Linked DNA regions of Homo sapiens: all the other regions are linked to region 4. A link is a contact called in ENCODE Hi-C or POLR2A ChIA-PET data. All regions are on one chromosome and are shown on one strand. Each heading gives the region's core, a stretch centred on a gene start or an enhancer-like site at or near the end of the contact. The rest is flanking DNA. Distances are from core to core; before and after follow the strand shown. Region 1 has its middle 140 kb from the start of FOXN3-AS2. Region 2 has its middle 110 kb from the start of FOXN3-AS2. Region 3 has its middle 130 kb from the start of FOXN3-AS2. Region 4 overlaps FOXN3 (forkhead box N3).

What was found. Hi-C counts contacts between places; a loop is a spot of excess contacts on that map. ChIA-PET counts read pairs that join two places held with the same protein, here RNA polymerase II (POLR2A). Pooled maps may share reads with other maps.
Region 1: a loop to region 4 is called in a pooled map, with 2.7 times the contacts of the local background. The contact joins two enhancer-like sites. A Hi-C loop is called at or near these places in 2 of 168 maps with a recorded cell type or tissue (CD4-positive, alpha-beta memory T cell and naive thymus-derived CD4-positive, alpha-beta T cell) and 10 of 50 pooled maps. POLR2A ChIA-PET finds 5 or more read pairs at or near these places in 1 of 52 experiments (activated CD4-positive, alpha-beta memory T cell).
Region 2: a loop to region 4 is called in a pooled map, with 5 times the contacts of the local background. The contact joins two enhancer-like sites. A Hi-C loop is called at or near these places in 1 of 168 maps with a recorded cell type or tissue (naive thymus-derived CD4-positive, alpha-beta T cell), 2 of 37 single-sample maps with no recorded cell type and 6 of 50 pooled maps. POLR2A ChIA-PET finds 5 or more read pairs at or near these places in 1 of 52 experiments (OCI-LY7).
Region 3: a pooled map shows a loop between it and region 4 (8-fold over the local background). The contact joins two enhancer-like sites. A Hi-C loop is called at or near these places in 7 of 50 pooled maps. POLR2A ChIA-PET finds 5 or more read pairs at or near these places in 2 of 52 experiments (OCI-LY7 and activated T-cell).

What each region holds. Positions count from the first base shown.
Region 1 is chr14:89,718,717-89,723,082 of GRCh38, forward strand. No RefSeq gene overlaps it. Among named protein-coding and RNA genes, the nearest start is that of FOXN3-AS2, 140 kb to the left of the region's middle. Within about 2 kb of position 1,440, at least 14 of the 41 ENCODE cell types and tissues checked have a DNase peak (open chromatin) inside an H3K27ac peak, as active enhancers do.
Region 2 is chr14:89,679,555-89,683,767 of GRCh38, forward strand. No RefSeq gene overlaps it. Among named protein-coding and RNA genes, the nearest start is that of FOXN3-AS2, 110 kb to the left of the region's middle. Within about 2 kb of position 1,602, at least 8 of the 41 ENCODE cell types and tissues checked have a DNase peak (open chromatin) inside an H3K27ac peak, as active enhancers do.
Region 3 is chr14:89,699,671-89,703,536 of GRCh38, forward strand. No RefSeq gene overlaps it. Among named protein-coding and RNA genes, the nearest start is that of FOXN3-AS2, 130 kb to the left of the region's middle. RefSeq lists a silencer at 1,995-2,054. Within about 2 kb of position 2,266, at least 26 of the 41 ENCODE cell types and tissues checked have a DNase peak (open chromatin) inside an H3K27ac peak, as active enhancers do.
Region 4 is chr14:89,162,819-89,166,806 of GRCh38, forward strand. It overlaps FOXN3 (forkhead box N3), which reads right to left. Exons shown (of 6, transcript NM_005197.4): 6 at 1-151. Among named protein-coding and RNA genes, the nearest start is that of FOXN3-AS3, 190 kb to the right of the region's middle. RefSeq lists enhancers at 2,173-3,104, 2,349-2,398, 2,599-2,728. Within about 2 kb of position 2,498, at least 9 of the 41 ENCODE cell types and tissues checked have a DNase peak (open chromatin) inside an H3K27ac peak, as active enhancers do.

The sequences.
Region 1 (4,366 bases), core at 190-2,689, 550 kb after region 4:
AATCCAACTCAATCAGCTTTATGGAGTTAATTGGTTCATGTACCTGGGAAGTCTGGGGGTGACCACCTTCAGGCATAGCTGTATCAAGTGGCTCAAACAATGATAAGAGGGCTCTGTCTTTTGACTTTGATTGACTTCACTCTCAAGCAGAATCTCTCCAATCTCTCCAACACGGCTGCAAGGACCCCTGTCTGGCATCTTCAGCCTCCTGTGTTCTTTAGATCTCTGCATCCTAGGGCAAGGGAGAAGGACACTTCCCTCCACCCCTACCCCTACCCTTAGCTCTCAAGCAAACTCCCTATAATGATTTTGATTCACTTTGCTTGGGTTGCATTATATCGCAGCAATGGGGTGGGGTCACACTGTTGGCAGCCTTGCCAACATCACACAAAATGGGTGAAGTGGTCATTACCTTCAGATAGAAAAACAGGAGACAGGCGAGGCGCGGTGGCTCATGCTGTAATCCCAGCACTTTGGGAGGCCGAGGTGGGCGGATCATCTGAGGTCCAGAGTTCGAGACCAGCCTGACCAACGTGGAGAAACCCCGTCTCTACTAAAAATACAAAATTAGCCGGGCGTGGTGGCACATGCCTGTAATCCCAACTACTCCGGAGGCTGAGGCAGGAGAATGGCTTGAACCCGGGAGGCGGAGGTTGCTATGAGCCGAGATTGCGCCATTGCACTCCAGCCTGGGCGACAAAAGCAAAACTCCATCTCCAAAAAAAAAAAAAAAAGAAAAAGAAAAACAGGAGACCAGAGTAACATTTCACCTCGTCATGAACTTTCCCTGAGGGACTCTCATGACAGCAGAAAGAGGAAGCACGTGTCCTCTATCTAACAACCACAACCACCATAGTCTCATTCAGCAAGATTGACCCCCACCTTCCAGTTGGCCTGGGTTGAACAGGTGCCCAGCATTAGATCCAGAAGCCAGGAGAAAACAGCCAGATGCAACAGGCACACCCAGTCCCTGAAGCCCTCACTGGTCCCAACTACCCCAGGCCCTACCAGAAGTATCTGTGGAGAGGAGGGATGGAGGCGTTCAGCCCCCTTCTCCACTCCTAGACCCCCAGAGCAACTTCAGGGACTCATTTCAATAAGTATATTCCCAATTTATTTCTTTTTTTTCTCCCAGATCTAAATGATCATCATGATGGTGATGGAGGAAGCAGTGATAATGATGATGATGATGTCATAAAACTAAAATTATTGAGCACTAAGTACTGGTCAAGATGCTTTAGATACATCAGTTCATCGAATCCTCTCAACAACCTTGTTTTACAGGTGAGCGTTTGAGGATGGGTGATAAGGTCTCGCTGTGTCCATATCCAAATCTCATCTTGAATTGTAGCTCCCGTAATTCCCATTTGTGGTGGGAGGGACCTGGTGGGAGATAATTGAATCATGGGGGTGGTTTCCCCCAACTGTTCTCGTGGTAGTGAATAAGTCTCACGAGATCTGATGGTTTTATAAGGGGAAACCCCTTTTGCTTGGCTTTCATTCTCCTTCCTGCCGTGTTTGCTTCCCCTTCCTCCATGGTTGTGAGTTTCCTGAGGCCTCCCCAGCCACACTGAACTTGAGTCAATTAAGCCTCTTTCCTTTATAAATTACCCATTCTGGGGTAGTGTCTTTGCAGCAATGTGAGAACGGACTAATACAATGGGGAAATTAAGAAATGTACCCAAGGTCACATCTGGTAAAGGAAGAATGGGGCTTTGCACTCAAGCAGTTTCTTAACCAGTCGTGAAGATTCTTGTTAGTGGGGCACTTATGATGTGCCACATGCTTTACGTGAATTATCTCCTTTAACTTTCACAGTGGCCCAACAATACAGTGCCTATTATCATCCTTGCTTCATGAAGAAGAACACGAGGTTTAGGAGGGTTCACCCTCTCAGTCAAAGTCCCTGAAGTGCAGAACTTGGCCAACCCCACAGTGGACTGGCTTCTGCTAGGCAGTTGGGAGCCACTGCCATCTCCAAACAGCAGGAAGAGATGCTCAAAGCTGTGCTTTTGAAAAATCAATCTGGCAGTAGTGGAGAAGATACACTGTCTTTTCTCAGCTCAGCATACCAGTTGGAAGGCCTAACCACAGAGCCAGCAGGCGGCAGAGCTGGGGGTTAGATCCCACATCTACCTGATTCCAGCACCCTTGCTCGAATCCCCCAAACCTAGCTGCTTGAGGCCAGATGAAGGCTTCCGGCTTCACAAGTGCCCTTCCCTCACTGCGGGTGCATTGGCACCTCACTTCCTTGCCACACTTCCTCTTGTTTTGAACCACTATATTGGCTCATCTCAGCAGCAGACAGTTCCTCTGAATAGAGTATGCCCTGAAAAGTCAAAATCTACCACCAGCTGGAGCTGGTAAGGCTGCAGTACTTCCTGTTGAATCGGGTCTTGGGGCCAGAAACCACATTGTTATTTATACCCGAAGCTCTTTATTCACGGTGCTTTACAAAACAAAGAAGGGGCAGCCCCCTGTCTTATGGAGCCAGCAGACCCCAGAGATACAGAAGACAACAGACAATAATAAGCCCTCTCCCCTCTCCTTAAGCTGTAACTTCCATCCTGCCTGACCAGTCCCTGCCACTGCCCCTTTGTTTCTTCTATTACCTTCCTCTGAGCAGTCTTATTATGGAAATAGACTCCTAATTAACACATCAGGTTTCCGCTTTTCCAAAAAGTCTCTGAAATTGGCCCGTTTCATGATGTTGTTCACTCCAAACACCCCCTGCTATCTTTATTTTGTTCTGCTTTTCATCCTGGCTTATATCATTTATTTCTTTGTATTGAAAGCTTGTCAACTCATGGGACCTGGCATGTATTAATTAGGAGGATGGTCTGGAGCCCGACACAGCTTGATGGAAAGCCAGTCTGAGGGGGGAATTAGGCAGAGAATCAGAAAGAAGCTGAACCAAGCAGCAGAGGGGTAGATGGCTTAAGACCATGACCCAAATTTCAGACCCAGGGTGACCGACTGTCAGCCTTCTGGGCTGGGATTCTTCCCTTAAGCTAAGACAGTCTTCACTTTGTGCCATAAAAGTGCACGTCAGGTCTCACCTCTGTGCCGTTTGCTCAATGTGTACCCCCCTGCCGGGATGCCCTTCTTTCTCTTTTCTACCTACTAAGCTCTGCTGCTTTTCAAGGCCAAAATGAAGTCCCATCTCCCATAAAAAGCCTTCCGCGGCTCCTCCAGTCCTGAGCAACCTCCATTTTCATGACACTCTTGCAGGATTTGTAGCACATAATTTAGGCCTTGCTTATGTAGTCTTCTTAATGAGAACTGTCTTAGTCTCTCCAGCCACGTCAGAGAGAAACAGAGTTCAGGAAGACATAGGTTGAATAAGAAAGAAGCTTGTTTGCCCCTCTGGGGACAGCAGGAGGAGAGGGACAAGCTCAGCAGGCCCGTGCGATTGCACAGAAGCTGGCCTCCAGCGTTGCCCAGACAATCCCCAGCTGTTTTTTAAAAACATTACCAAGTACACAAATCTCTGCTGTTACCAGCTGGCTAGAGTTGCCCATGTGAGAAGCAGCTCAACTGGAAACCAGTGTCTGCAAGTTGAAGGGCGTGTCCTTGGATTTTGGACTCATATCTGAAACATTTATTCCTTGTTCTGCCCACAGGTCTTAATACGCATGGGGAACACTGTATTGAGGGGCTCTGTGCCCTCTCCTGAAAATCCTTTGTCCATTTCTGAGTGTCCTTCCCTTGGCTTCTCTCTTTTTTTTTTTTTTTTTTTTGAGACAGAGCCTTGCTCTGTTGCCCAGGCTAGAGTGCAGTGGTGCGATCTCGGCTCACTGTAACCTCCGCCTTTCAGGTTCAAGCAATTCTCCTGCCTCAGCCTCCTGAGTAGCTGAGATTACAGGCATGCGCCACCACACCCAGCTAATTTTGTATTTTTAGTAGAGTCGGGGTTTCACCACGTTGGCCAGGCTGGTCTCAAACTCCTGGCCTCAGGTGATCCACCTACCTCAGCCTCCCAAAGTGCTGGCATTACAGGCGTGAGCCACCAAGACTGGCCCCTTCCCTTGGCTTCTATGCCTGCTTCTAATGACTCTCTTCTAAAGACTGGTGACAGATGTACCTGGAAATTTGGGTCCTCCCTAGGGGGCCATTGGCCAATGGCTGACTGGTGCAGAATATGAAAGCCCAGCTCTGGGGTGCCTGGAGTTGGGATACAATCAGAGGTGTAACTTACACTCCACTGCTTTTTGTAGAGCCATGCTGAGGCTGGGACTTGGCCTGAAGTGGCTGTCTTGCTGGGCTCCTTTCCCTTCCCCATCCAGCCTGTTCCTCCTCCCACCCCCTCATTTCCCCTGGAGCACTTCATTTATAAACTCTGGCATACTAGTCCCCATCTGCGAGA
Region 2 (4,213 bases), core at 352-2,851, 520 kb after region 4:
ACAGGTGGACGCCGCCACATCTGGCTAATTTTTTGTATTTTTAGTAGAGACGGGGTTTCACCATGTTGGCCAGGCTGGTCTCGAACTCCTGACCTCAAGTGACCCACTCATCTTGGCCTCCCAAAGTGCTGGGATTACAGGCATGAGCCACCTCGCCTGGCCTCTCTTCACTAGTTTTTAATGTGGCTCCTAGAAAATTTTAAATTACATGTGCACAGCTCTGGGCAACATAGGAAAACCCCATATCTACAAAAAAAAATACAAAAATTAGCCAGGCACGGTGGCATGCGCCTATAGTCCCAGCTACTTGGGAGGTTAGGTGGGAGGGTCACTTGAGCCCAGAAGGTTAAGGCTGCAGTGAGTTGAGACTGTGCCACTGCACTCCAGCCTGGGCAACAGAGTGACACCTCGTCTCAAAAGAAAAAAAAAAATTACATGTGTGGCACACACTATATTCTTATTAGGTATCACTGGGCTAGATCATGTCCAATAGAACTTTCTATCTATAGTGATCAAAATGTTCTATATTTATGCTGTCCATCCAGGTAGCCACTGGACACATGCTGGTATTTAACCCTCGAAATGTGGGTAGTCTGAACTGAGATGTGCCATAAGGTAACACACAGCTACTTCGGAGGTTGAGGTGGGAGGACTGTATTCTGAATCAGGTGCTGGAGAAGGCAGAAGAGTATAGGGAATCAAAAGAGATGGGCAAGCTACAAACGCAGCTCAATTTTGCACAGCTCATAAGACAAATTTCATAATGCAATCTCTTCATCTACACTGAGGGTTAGAATGCCAGGAAAATGCATAACAAATGCCCAACGTGTTGTATAGGCAGAGAGGACAACACACCCAAATATTTGAAACCATGAGCTGTAAATCTGAATCTCAAGCACAGTCTCTATTTCCCTCAAACCTTCTCCCTTGGGTAGATAGGATTATGACAGTGTTGAGAAGGTGCTCTGGAATTCTGTGAGAAACACGGGTCAAATTTTTAGTCCTGCTTCCAATATATATGTCCTCCTTCCAGCCCCAGCCAGAAAAAGAACAGTATTGTGCTTGAAAATTTATGTCAGATCACTACCCACCTTGAAATCCAGCACCTTTTTTCAGATGGAGAGCCATAAGGCATAGATTAAGGTATAAGCAGCCCCTGTAAATCAGAAGGATGGCTAAGCCTGGACAGGACTCAGATTTCATTATTTTAATTTCTGGTCTTCAGTTTCTCAAGGAGCTTTAAAAAAAGCAACACAATAATTCAAATACACTCAAGGTTGAAAATGTATTTTTTTTTTTTTTTTTTGCCCATTTCTCAGAGGTAGGCTTGGCTTCTGAAGCTGTCACCAAGGCATCTCATTGAGGGCAACTGCTGCAGCCAGTGGGAAAAAAAGGGTTTGTTTTCAACATTAAAAAAAAAAAAAAAAGTGAAGGGAGGAAGAAATTCATTTTTTCTTCCAAACCTCCAAGCCTTCACTTGGAGGATACCCACTTCATTGGCATCTTCTGGGTTAAGGAGACAAAGGTCATGTTCTGATGAGAAGACTCAGATCGAGCATAAGTTAAGGAAGTTTCCACCACCCACGTCACCTGCAAAACCACCACGTAGGAAGCACACTGTGAACCCCTGAGAGGGAGCGTGGCTGGTACATAAATCCTTGCTTTCTCTGCACGCTCCTTCTGGGACTTTTGCATTCACCGCAGAGAGTGGGAACTGTAAAAATAGACTATATGTTTCTGAAGAAGTGAAAGACTTATTGCATAATGGTGGTAAACTGTGTCTACTAGAACAGAATGACTGTGCATGCAAACATAAAACTCAAAAAATAGCTACCATTCCAGACAAATTTATTTTTTTTAAATATTCAGCCTAAGGAAAAATATGTGGCTCTATGAGTGGAGTAAAAGCTTTGCTCCCTGACATTGGGAAAGTGGAATGACATTAGGTAGTCCAAAAATCTGGCCAACATATGAGGCTAATTCACACTGACCTCTCCTCAGCTGTAAGTTTCAGGTTATTTCTCTCCTCTTTACTTCCTTTTCTCTTTGTAAGACCTACACAAAAATAGAAAGGAAATAATTTGGAAACAGAAAGTATCAATTTTTGCAGAAGCCCTGTAAGGCACAAATCTACCACTTCCTTCCTTCCTTTTCATCCCTAGGAACAAGAAGAATGAGAAAAACATTCAGACAGACACAGCTGTCAAGTAGAAGAAGAGGCGTCTCCTCAGCCCTGGCCTTTGCTCCCTGCCTTCCCCTTTTCCCACTCTCCCTCTTGCGTTTCTGTGGGGACTCTGGATCACTGCTGAACCTGTTCTCCCTTAATAACTTCTCAACTGTGGATTTGCCAATCCATACAACAAATATTTATTAAGCAACTAGAATGTGCAAGCCTGGGCTAGGTACTGGGGGATGGGAGACCACGGCAAGTGAGAAAGAGAGACACAATGATAAACAAGACATGAGAACTTTCTTAAAGGAATTTAAAATCTAGCAAACAGGCTGGGCGTGGTGGCTCACGCCTGTAATCCCAGCACTTTGGGAGGCCAAGGCGAGAGGATGGCTTGAGGCCAGCCAGGAGTTTGAGACCAGCCTGTACAACATAGTGAGACTCTGTCTTTAAATAAAGTTTTTAAAAATTAGCCAGGCGTGGTGGTGCACATCTGTAGTCCCAGCTACTTGGGAGGCTGGAGCAGGAAGATCACTTGAGTCCAGGAGTTTGAGGCTGCAGTGAGCTATGATCATGCCACTGCACTCCAGCCTGGGGAACAGAGACTCTGTCTCCAAAAATTAATAAATAATAAAATAAAATAAAATCTAGGGTTGATACACTGAGTGTATTAAGTGTTATGATAGTGTGTCATGAAACCTGAAAAATGTCCTTAGGAGAGGCCTTGTCTCAGAATGCCTGGAGGTCTCTGTGGGGTACGCCTGGTAGAAGTTGATGTGACTTTTGGGAAGCAGAAATTGTGAGGGAAATGAGACATATAAGATCATTGCCAATTCAGTGCTTCAGGTCAGAGTAGATGAGACAGATTGAGACTACCTGGCTTTTGGCCACATCCCTGAGTCTTAAGGGAAGAGGCCCAAATGGACAAAATCTTTCCATCAGTAGCCTGTCCATTGGGTATCCAGTACCCAAGGTCTCATGGTTCCCTTGCTGGTAGAATGGTTTCCTTCTCTCTTTGGGTTATTTTTGGAGTCCATATGGACATGGCACTAATATAGTGTTTTAAGCAGCTGGACAGTCCAACCAGAAGTCGGATCAAAGAAGACATACGAGGGGACAATGTATGTCTGCCATTGTGACCATCAACAGCATCTTGGTGGCCTCAGAAGTTAGAAGCTCCTTTGAAAGGCTTCTCTTCAGAAGATGTTGGCAATCTCATCCTCACAGCAATGGGGGCATCACAGGTCGCTGAACATGAGGGAGGAAAATGAGACACACTAAAGGTAGGGTTTATGTGGATCAATGAGCCTGAGGTGCTTCATGGAGCCTGTGTTCATTTATGCTCCCAAGGTTTATTGAGCATTACCTATGTGCTGGGCACTGGGCTAGATGCTGGACATACAATGACCAACCAGTCAGACACTAGCCGCTGCCCCAAATGTCTTTGGTCTGCTTGGGGCAAACAGAGGTTACTTATACTTGTATCAGTGATGACTTAATTGGTTAAGTCCTATAAAGGAAAAGTACAGGATCGAGAAAGCATAAAGGGGTGTTAAGGTAGTCTGAGGGGTTATAAAATGCTTCCCTGGGCAAAGGGAACTGGATGGAAATGTTCTCACAGTCGCAGGTATGGACAGGACTAGAGCATTTCTCTTTTTAGAGATGCTCTAAAAAGCATTAGAAATGCTCTAGTCCTGTCCTAGTCCTAGCTCTAGTCCTGTGATGGCTTTTGTGACTCTGTTATTACTCCACGTCTGCATGCCCTGGAAAACCTAGGTTACAAAATATATAAATAGAGAGCTGTGGGAACTCATGGGAAATTGACTTTCGAGACCTGGGAAGGCCCAGTGCCCAGCATATAGGTGAAGCCCAATAAACACTGGGATATACACGAACACAGGCTTCGTGAGGTGCCTCAGGTTTGTTTTGGGGCAAGGAAAATATTTGGTGGTTTTGTAATTGGGCTTTGAAATATGAGTAGGGATTCTGTATTTCTTTACTTACTTATTTATTTTATTTTATTTTTTTGGCAGAGTCTTGCTC
Region 3 (3,866 bases), core at 1,016-3,515, 540 kb after region 4:
GAGGGGCTATGAAAGTTTCCAAATAAAAATTCATGTATGCAAATGCCCTTATTTTATTGTAAAATTCACTTTTATTTTTGTTGCTATTATAACATTAAACAATTTTTTTTCAGACAGGGTCTTGCTCTGTTGCCCAGGTTGAAGTCTAGTGGGACAATCACAGCTCACTACAGCCTCAACTTCCTGGGCTCAACTGATTCTCCCACCTCAGCCTCCCAAGTAGCTGGGACTACAGGCATATGCCACCATACCCGGCTAATTTTTGTATTTTTTGTAGAGACGGGGTTTCACCATGTTGTCTAGGCTGCTCTCGAACCCCTTGGCTCAAGCAGTCTGCCTGCGTCAGCCTCCCAAAACGCTGAGATTACAGGTATGAGCCATTGGGCCCATACATTTGGTACATTTTAACTACCAAATGTACAGCAAATTAATTTAATGATTTGCCCTTTGCACACAAAGTCATTAGGTATACACAGTTTCATCGTTTTTTTCCCTCCATAGTGCTAAACATAAAACTATTCTGTTCAGACTTTTGGTTTAGCTTTCTGAATTTATCTTCTACCCTCCACCATGCAAATTAAAGGTTCTGTTTTGATACTGGGAAAAAATGATCTAAGATTAAGAGGACATTGTGTATATGTGTGTGTGTGTGTGTGTGTGTGTATAAATTAATTTTATATGATCACTTGTCCAAACACAATCACGTTTTCAAACTAAAAAGTGTGTCAAAGTGGTTTTAGAAGAAATTAAATAGTCTGGCAAGATGAAGAATAAAAAAGTTCCAAGTGAATGATCCTTTGGAGTGGAAAAAGGTTAGCTGTGAATATGCTTTTGAAATATACTACAGGGGATTCTCATCCCAAGATTATGGTCGTTCATGCCTCTAGGTTTAAGTGTTGCTCAATCAGCAAGGTGCTCAATTCACAGTGATTGCTGCGCATTTCCTTGTTGATCAAGAAAATGCAGAATCTCAGCGCAGACACATTTACCAGCACATTTACCATCAAAATGAATATAAGAAATAAGATTTTGATTTAAATTTTCCAGTTGCAGCAGATCGAGAAAAATATGTGCAGGAGAGGATTCCATTTGAAAAGCTCTGATTCAAATAAGTCCAAAGAGAATGCATCTCTATGTACCTAATGTTGCCTTCGAATTAGACAGTAAGCTTTTCTCGCTCAGAGCCCTTGTCAATTTGATTAAACTCACAAACATGTGACTGACTCCGCCTCTATTAAAAACACTCAAGCCAGAGAACGACTGAGAAGCGTGTGGCTTTGTCTTTGTGAGTGGGTCTTTTGGCCAAGCGATCATTACACTAGCTAAATGGGTGTACGGTTAAATTTAATACTCCACAACTGAATTCTCCAATCGCAGCTCACTGCAAAAAGTGATTTAGAATAATGCAAATTTGAGTCCAGAATCTAGAACACCCTTCCAGGCACGGAGGTTTTCCGTTTAAATGGCCCTCGGGAAATAACACTGATTTTCAAAGTCGTTTTAAAAGGCAGCTTTTGGCAGCTGCTATCTTTTGCATATTCTCTTTCCGAGATTAAAGAACCTTCAGGTGACAACACCTAGGGTAAAAGGATGGGACATCAGGCTGCAGACGTGCGTATGCGTGTGTGCACACGCGTGCAGTCTTGACTAGGTGTGGAAAAAAGGTCCGAAGAGATTCCAAAATCAAAAAAATTCCCTTGGCCTACTCCGGCCCCGAAGACCAACTCAGACCCCACCAGACAAACTGGAAAGTCTCCAAGCTCTCAGTCGCCCCAGTCGGCGGGGGAGTGAGTGGGGCCGACCGGCCTTGCGGCCCTGCCACCTTTCGGGGCGACTCGGTTTCTCCACTGACACCCCCGGGCGCGAGGTCTGGTCCATCCCGGAGTGGGAGCTAGGCAGGGACGCCACCTGGCAGCCCACTCTGGGCCCCTGGCCCGCGTTTCCCGCAGGCGCCGGCGGCGTCGGGCGCGGCCGCCGCGCTGCCATGGCAACGGCGGTCCGCCCCCCCCCCGCTTCCCGGCGCCGGCGCGCCAGCGGGGCGGGGCGGGGCGGGCGTTGCTAGGAAACCGGCGGCGGGCCGCCTCCGCGGCGCGGTCTCTCGGCTTCCACCCTTCACCTACTTCCCCTGCGGGGCCGGAGTGGGGGAGGGTCGGGGGAGGCCATCGGGAAGCCACGTGGTGGCCCGGGGCCTCGCGGCTCATTCTGCGTTGCGCCGTCCCTTCCAGGTCGAGTTGACGGCCTTTTCCCCCTTGGCGTACAAGTATTGAGTCCCGCGCCCTGGGAGGGAGACGGCGCTCAGCAAATTTAGATGAATGCAACGCTTCAACGTGGGCTCTCGACCTCTGGTCCCCCATCCCCTGCCGGCTCTATTAGGACAATGAAGTCCCCAAACTCCACTGGAGGGTTCTTCACCCACTCTTCTTCCCCTCCAAAGGAACCATCTCTTGAACTTCACGAAATCCAGGAGCAATGCTAAGCGTTTTGTATACATCACCTCATTTTCAATCCTGTGAGGTGGGAGCTGGGAACTTCATTTTAACAGGAATAAAATGTGGCCTACAGCTGGTTGGGGTGGAGCCAGGACTTGAAGTCCAGTTGTGCTTATTAACTTCAAGTGTCTGCCTTTTTATAATGCTCAAGTTCGTCCTCTCAGCTGCCTCTTGGCTAGCCCAGCATCCCCCTTTGCTGTCCAAACACCCACACCAGCCAGGACACACTGTCTGGAACATGGTCTGACAAGGGGATTAAAAACTTGAAATCAAGGTTGTCCAAAAAATCTGGGGCATACGGTTTATGTTGATGTATCATTGATAATTTACAGATGTCCCACTCTGTAATGTACTACCAGAATAACCACTTATGATCATCAAATTCTTAGGAAATGAAAATCCAAACCAAAGACAATTGACTCATGGTAGGTACTCCATTCTGGGCTTTAACATTTTTTTTTTTTTTTCTTGTAAACCATAGCTGTTCACTAAGTGTTTTTTTTTTTTTTTTTTTTTCTTTATTTCCTTGTCACTGACTTGAAGCTCGAGAGTGTATTTTCTACTAGGGAACTGTCTTGGGTTGCCAAGGATTTGCGTGCAAGCAATTTATTAAGGAAGAGCTTCCAGGAGAAACTAGAAAGGGAAGCAGAATAGGAAAGAAGCAGCCAAGCAAGGGAGCAATTTAAGGTGAAGTTCCAGCCCCAGCAAGATCCCCAGCTAGTTCTGGAGCATAAATTAGAATTTATCCCAACTTGAGGCAAGGGAGCTGGGGTTTTCATAACCCTGCACCAATTAGTCACTGGCTATAGTCTTTCCTGGAAAGGGTGGGGGGACAAAAATACCTAGCACTTCTGGTTCTGAGGTGAGTCTGGGTGAGTCTAGGCACTTAATTTAGACGCGTTAAGTGAGTCTAGGTGCTTAATACCTCTTCTGCAGTGAAGTGGCTCCTATAGATTAAGGGAAGGAAGTTCTCTGAAGGAAGGGGTATGAACCTTTAGGAGTAAACCACTTAGAAGCTGGGGCTAGGGGCAATGAACTGGAAAGGGGGATATGAAGGGATCTGGGCAGAGCACCAACAACACCCATGACAGTCCACCCCCTGCACCACTTAGATCCACATGTGCATTAGTTCGTTCTCAGGCTGCTATAAAGAAATACCTGAGGCTGCAAAATTTACAGAGAAAAGAGGTTTAATTGGCTCATGGCTCTGCAGGCTGTACAGGAAGTATGGTGGCCTCTGCTTAGCTTCTGGGGAGATCTCAAGAAACCTTCAATCATGGTGGGAAGTGAAAGAGAAGCAGGTACATCCTACATGGCCAGGGCAGGACCAAGGAAGAGAAGGGGAGATGCTACACACTTTTAAGCAACCAGATCTTG
Region 4 (3,988 bases), core at 1,248-3,747:
GGAGATGGAGTCGCTGGTGGGCGAGGTGCTCCGGGCGTTGGAGGACTTGGCACTGCTGTAGTTGTGATCCTCCTTGGGGTCTCCGCTGACCACTGGGGAGCCACAAGATGGCTCACTCTCAGTCCGCATCCGGCAGCTGGTGATGCCATTCCTGCAGAGCGAGGACAGTGGGGAGGGACGGGAGACAAAGAAGGGACACAGTTAGACGTCCTCAGATGGGGGCACCCGGCAGCCCGCCTGCATTCAACCATCAGTCCCTTTGTGTTCAATGGAGCCACTCGCAAACTGTGGGGGCAACAGGTGGATCTGCTTTGAAGGCAGGGTCCTAAATCCTGACACCTCAGTCTCCCCTGCTTATCTCCTATAATGGCAGTTTCACTCCATTTGTGTGGCTGAGACGTCAAAACAACAATCTTCTGAAGCGACAGTGGTGGAGGCTCCATCTCTTACATTAAACCATAAAAATCAAGCTGTGCTTGGTTCGTGTCCCCGCCAACACCACAGAGTCAGACACCGCCAGACGATGTTGGCTGGGTACTTCAGAGAAAAAAGCCTGCTCTCGTCTGAAGCGGCTACATTAGGAGGCTTTTGTCAGAAGACTAAACCAGTGTTCAGCAAAGATACCTGCCATGTGGTGACAGCTACTCACTCATGCATTCCCTCCCTCGTTCATGCAATCTACAAATACTCACTGAGCGCCTAACAGAAATGCATGACCTTAGGGAGGGTTCTGGGGGAGGGACACGGGGTTGGATCGGATATAGACACTGCCACAGCGATGTTGCAGCCTAACAGAGAGGCAAGCCAGGGTCGCATCACAGACCAGAGGGCAATAAACTACGACTTCCCGAACTCAACACCTGCCAGGCGCTCTGCTAAGTCTGTGCAGAGGACCATGTTTAACTCCGTAAGGTGGATATTAGCATCCTTATTTTACAGTGGCTCGAAGTGAAGCCTGGAGAAGTTCAGTGATGTACTTAAAGTCACACAACTGATCACTTGCGGAGCAGGGACTGGAATCAAAGTCTGACTCTCAGACTTGAGGTCTTAGCTACATCACCAGACCGACCCTCCTTTGTGATTTCCCTATAACAAGGTCCCTGCTACCCATGCCTATAAGGCGTCTGTAGCACTCATCACACCTCTGATTATTTCTTTGTGTCTTTACATCTGAGCGATGTACTTTCCTTGTGCTTCCTTATCGCGAAAGTGGGAATAGTAACTACACCTGCTCCCCGTGGGTGTGGGGCTGAGGACACGAATTAATGCCTGCAGGTGCCTGGACCACGGCTTGGCCTGACAGCAATGGCTGTGAAGCTTATTCCTGGTTAGGACCCATGCTCCTTATGTCTGGGAGGCAGCTGCCTGTCTGTTAGTGCCTGGCGCCCAGCCTTCAGAAGGATGAATACTTGCAGGAGAGGAGGGTCACTTGTAGCTGAAGGGGACGAAGGGTGGACGCCAGGGAATGTTTTGTGGAAGACAAGGCATCTGACCTTGGACACAAGGGCTGAAGAATTTGGCAGGGATGGGAACTGTTCTATGGCACCATGCTGGCCCGGTTTCCTGTAAGCTCATCTACCTCGTGATCCATTTCTAAGAGTTCTGGGGAACATGACCATACTTTTCCTGCCTAGATGACCCCAACTGTAAGTACTCTTACATCCCCTCCATAGAGGGCACTCCCCACCATCATTATGAACTGTGTGGTCATGTGTCCCATTAGAGAGCTAGCTCCATGAGACAGGGTGTGGTTACTGCTAGGCCCCCAGTGGCTATCGCCGTGTCAGCACGGTGGACACAGCAGATAAACTGAGGAAGTGCGGCACAGGTGGAATCACGTGGCTGAGAGCATGAAGCTTGGGAAATGACTGTGGGTCTCCACCACCATGACTCACCGGGCACACGCTGAGGATACGGCACTGGTAGAAGGGCTGTGGGGTCAGGACCACCAGTGAGATAACAGTAGTGACAATCTCTACCCTGGCTTTTCTCCTGTCACCCTCATGGGCCTTGAGGCTCAGGGAGACTTCAGCTGCATCCCACATAGAAAGTGAAAGGGGAAGGGAAAGAGTCCCTAATGAAAAGGGTGCAGTAGGGAGTGAGGCGAAGGAGCTGCTCTCCTGGGGCCCCAGGGCCGGTGGTATTTTGCTAAATTTAGGCTGGGGGAGAGACTCCGTACTGTCGTGTCCACCAGCAAAATGTATGAGGGTCATTATCAAAACTCAGCCTTTGCTAGATGTCCGAGAGCCTCCTGATGAACCCCAACACTTACAATGTGTGCATTTGTACACGGAAGTCCCAGTGAGACCCAGAAGGGTCCCAGCTTGTGTCCTGTGCTCCGTGATCCCAGATACACACCACCTCCCCTAAATCCTTACAGACAGAGCCTGGCTTGCAAGCCACACACGCCTGTGCTCATATCCCAGTGTTGCTTACTGGTGACTTTGAGCAGGCTGTTTTACTTCTTGAAGACTCAGCTTCCTCATCTACCTTGTGGGGCTGCGTGAGGATTAAATGAACTGTCCTGAGCACAGAGCAAGGCTGTTTGTGGTGCCTGATCATGTTTTTTACTTGTGGTCCGATTCCTGCGACTTCCTGCTGCTGTGACTTGTTCACTCTGAGCAGTCTTGTTTTCTCTTTCTATTCTGGATCGGGAGGCGTATGGGAACCCAGCACCAAGTCAGAGGAAACAGGCCCTTCAAGAGGAGTTCCTCCAGGGCTTGCCTGTGAACACAGCCCCTGAGCTTTGGGGTTTGGCCTCCTCCGTATCTGTTTTCTGCAGACTTCCTATTTCTTGGCTGTGTCTTGGGTGCATAAAGATGGCTGGGATAAGATTACTTTGAGGTGTCACCAAATGTGAAACTTGGTAAATGTAATTAATCATACAGCTAGCTATTAATAGTTATTAGAGCAAACGAAAATGAAAGTCTCGTTGTATGGTCCTTTTAATTTTTGCCATTTGAGGGAACTACTGTAAAATACAAAAATAATTCACCCACTGAACTAACATCAAACAGTTTCATAGTAAATCTAAGTATACTTGAAAGAGTAAAGTGGGCTATATTTAGCTTTTAATAAATGGATTCAGTTCTGAATGTTTCTTTTAAAAAATAACTTGGGGCTTACAACTCACGTCACTACCACAGTTAAGCAGAACATGATCCCTCTCTGAACACAGATGGGGAGAATCACGAGTGGGAGAGTGAGAAATAAAGCAAGTGCTCCACAGTGCTGATTCCTGGTGAATCTAGGTGAAGGGTCTGTGCTATTCATTGTGCTTTTCTTTCCCTTTTTTCCTAAGTTTGAACATTTTTTAAATCAAAGTTTTAGGGAGGGGGAGAAATACTCTAGAACCAAAGCAATGATGTTAAACGTGAGCTCCACACTATCATAAGAGGAATGGTTTCGAGCCTGAGAATGTCTCTTTCTTTCTTAAACAGGGAGATTAGCAGCATTAAAGAGGGGGATCCAAATGGAAACTTTCTTCTTAAAGAGATCCCATGGATTAAAGGGAGAATAGAAAAGAGAATGATTCCACAGCCCCTGATTTGATGCTGTGTGGGGCAGAGTTTCCGGTACCACCTAGAATCAGACTGCATGCCAACAGAGTCCATGACCCAAGTCCCTATTGGAACACTGGCCTACTTAACCCATTTCACAGAAAAACAGAAGCTCAGAGAGCCCCATGGTTGTTGAGTGGGGTGGCCCGGACAGTCTCAAAGATGGTTCAAGCAGGAATTCAAAATATCTCCCTGTCACTCCTGAAGAAGGAAGTTTACTGTGATGAAGACAGAAAACCAATACATCCACTGATAATATTTCTGGATGAAAACAGGTACACAGACATAACTTCAGGGAGTGAGAATTAAAATATAAATGTCTCTCTTTCTCATTTGATGAAATTAACCTTCCCTGAGATTTTAGCTTGGGATTATGTAATCCATAAGTTACACACAAAACTCAGCAGGAAGTGAAAAGCTCCTTCAAT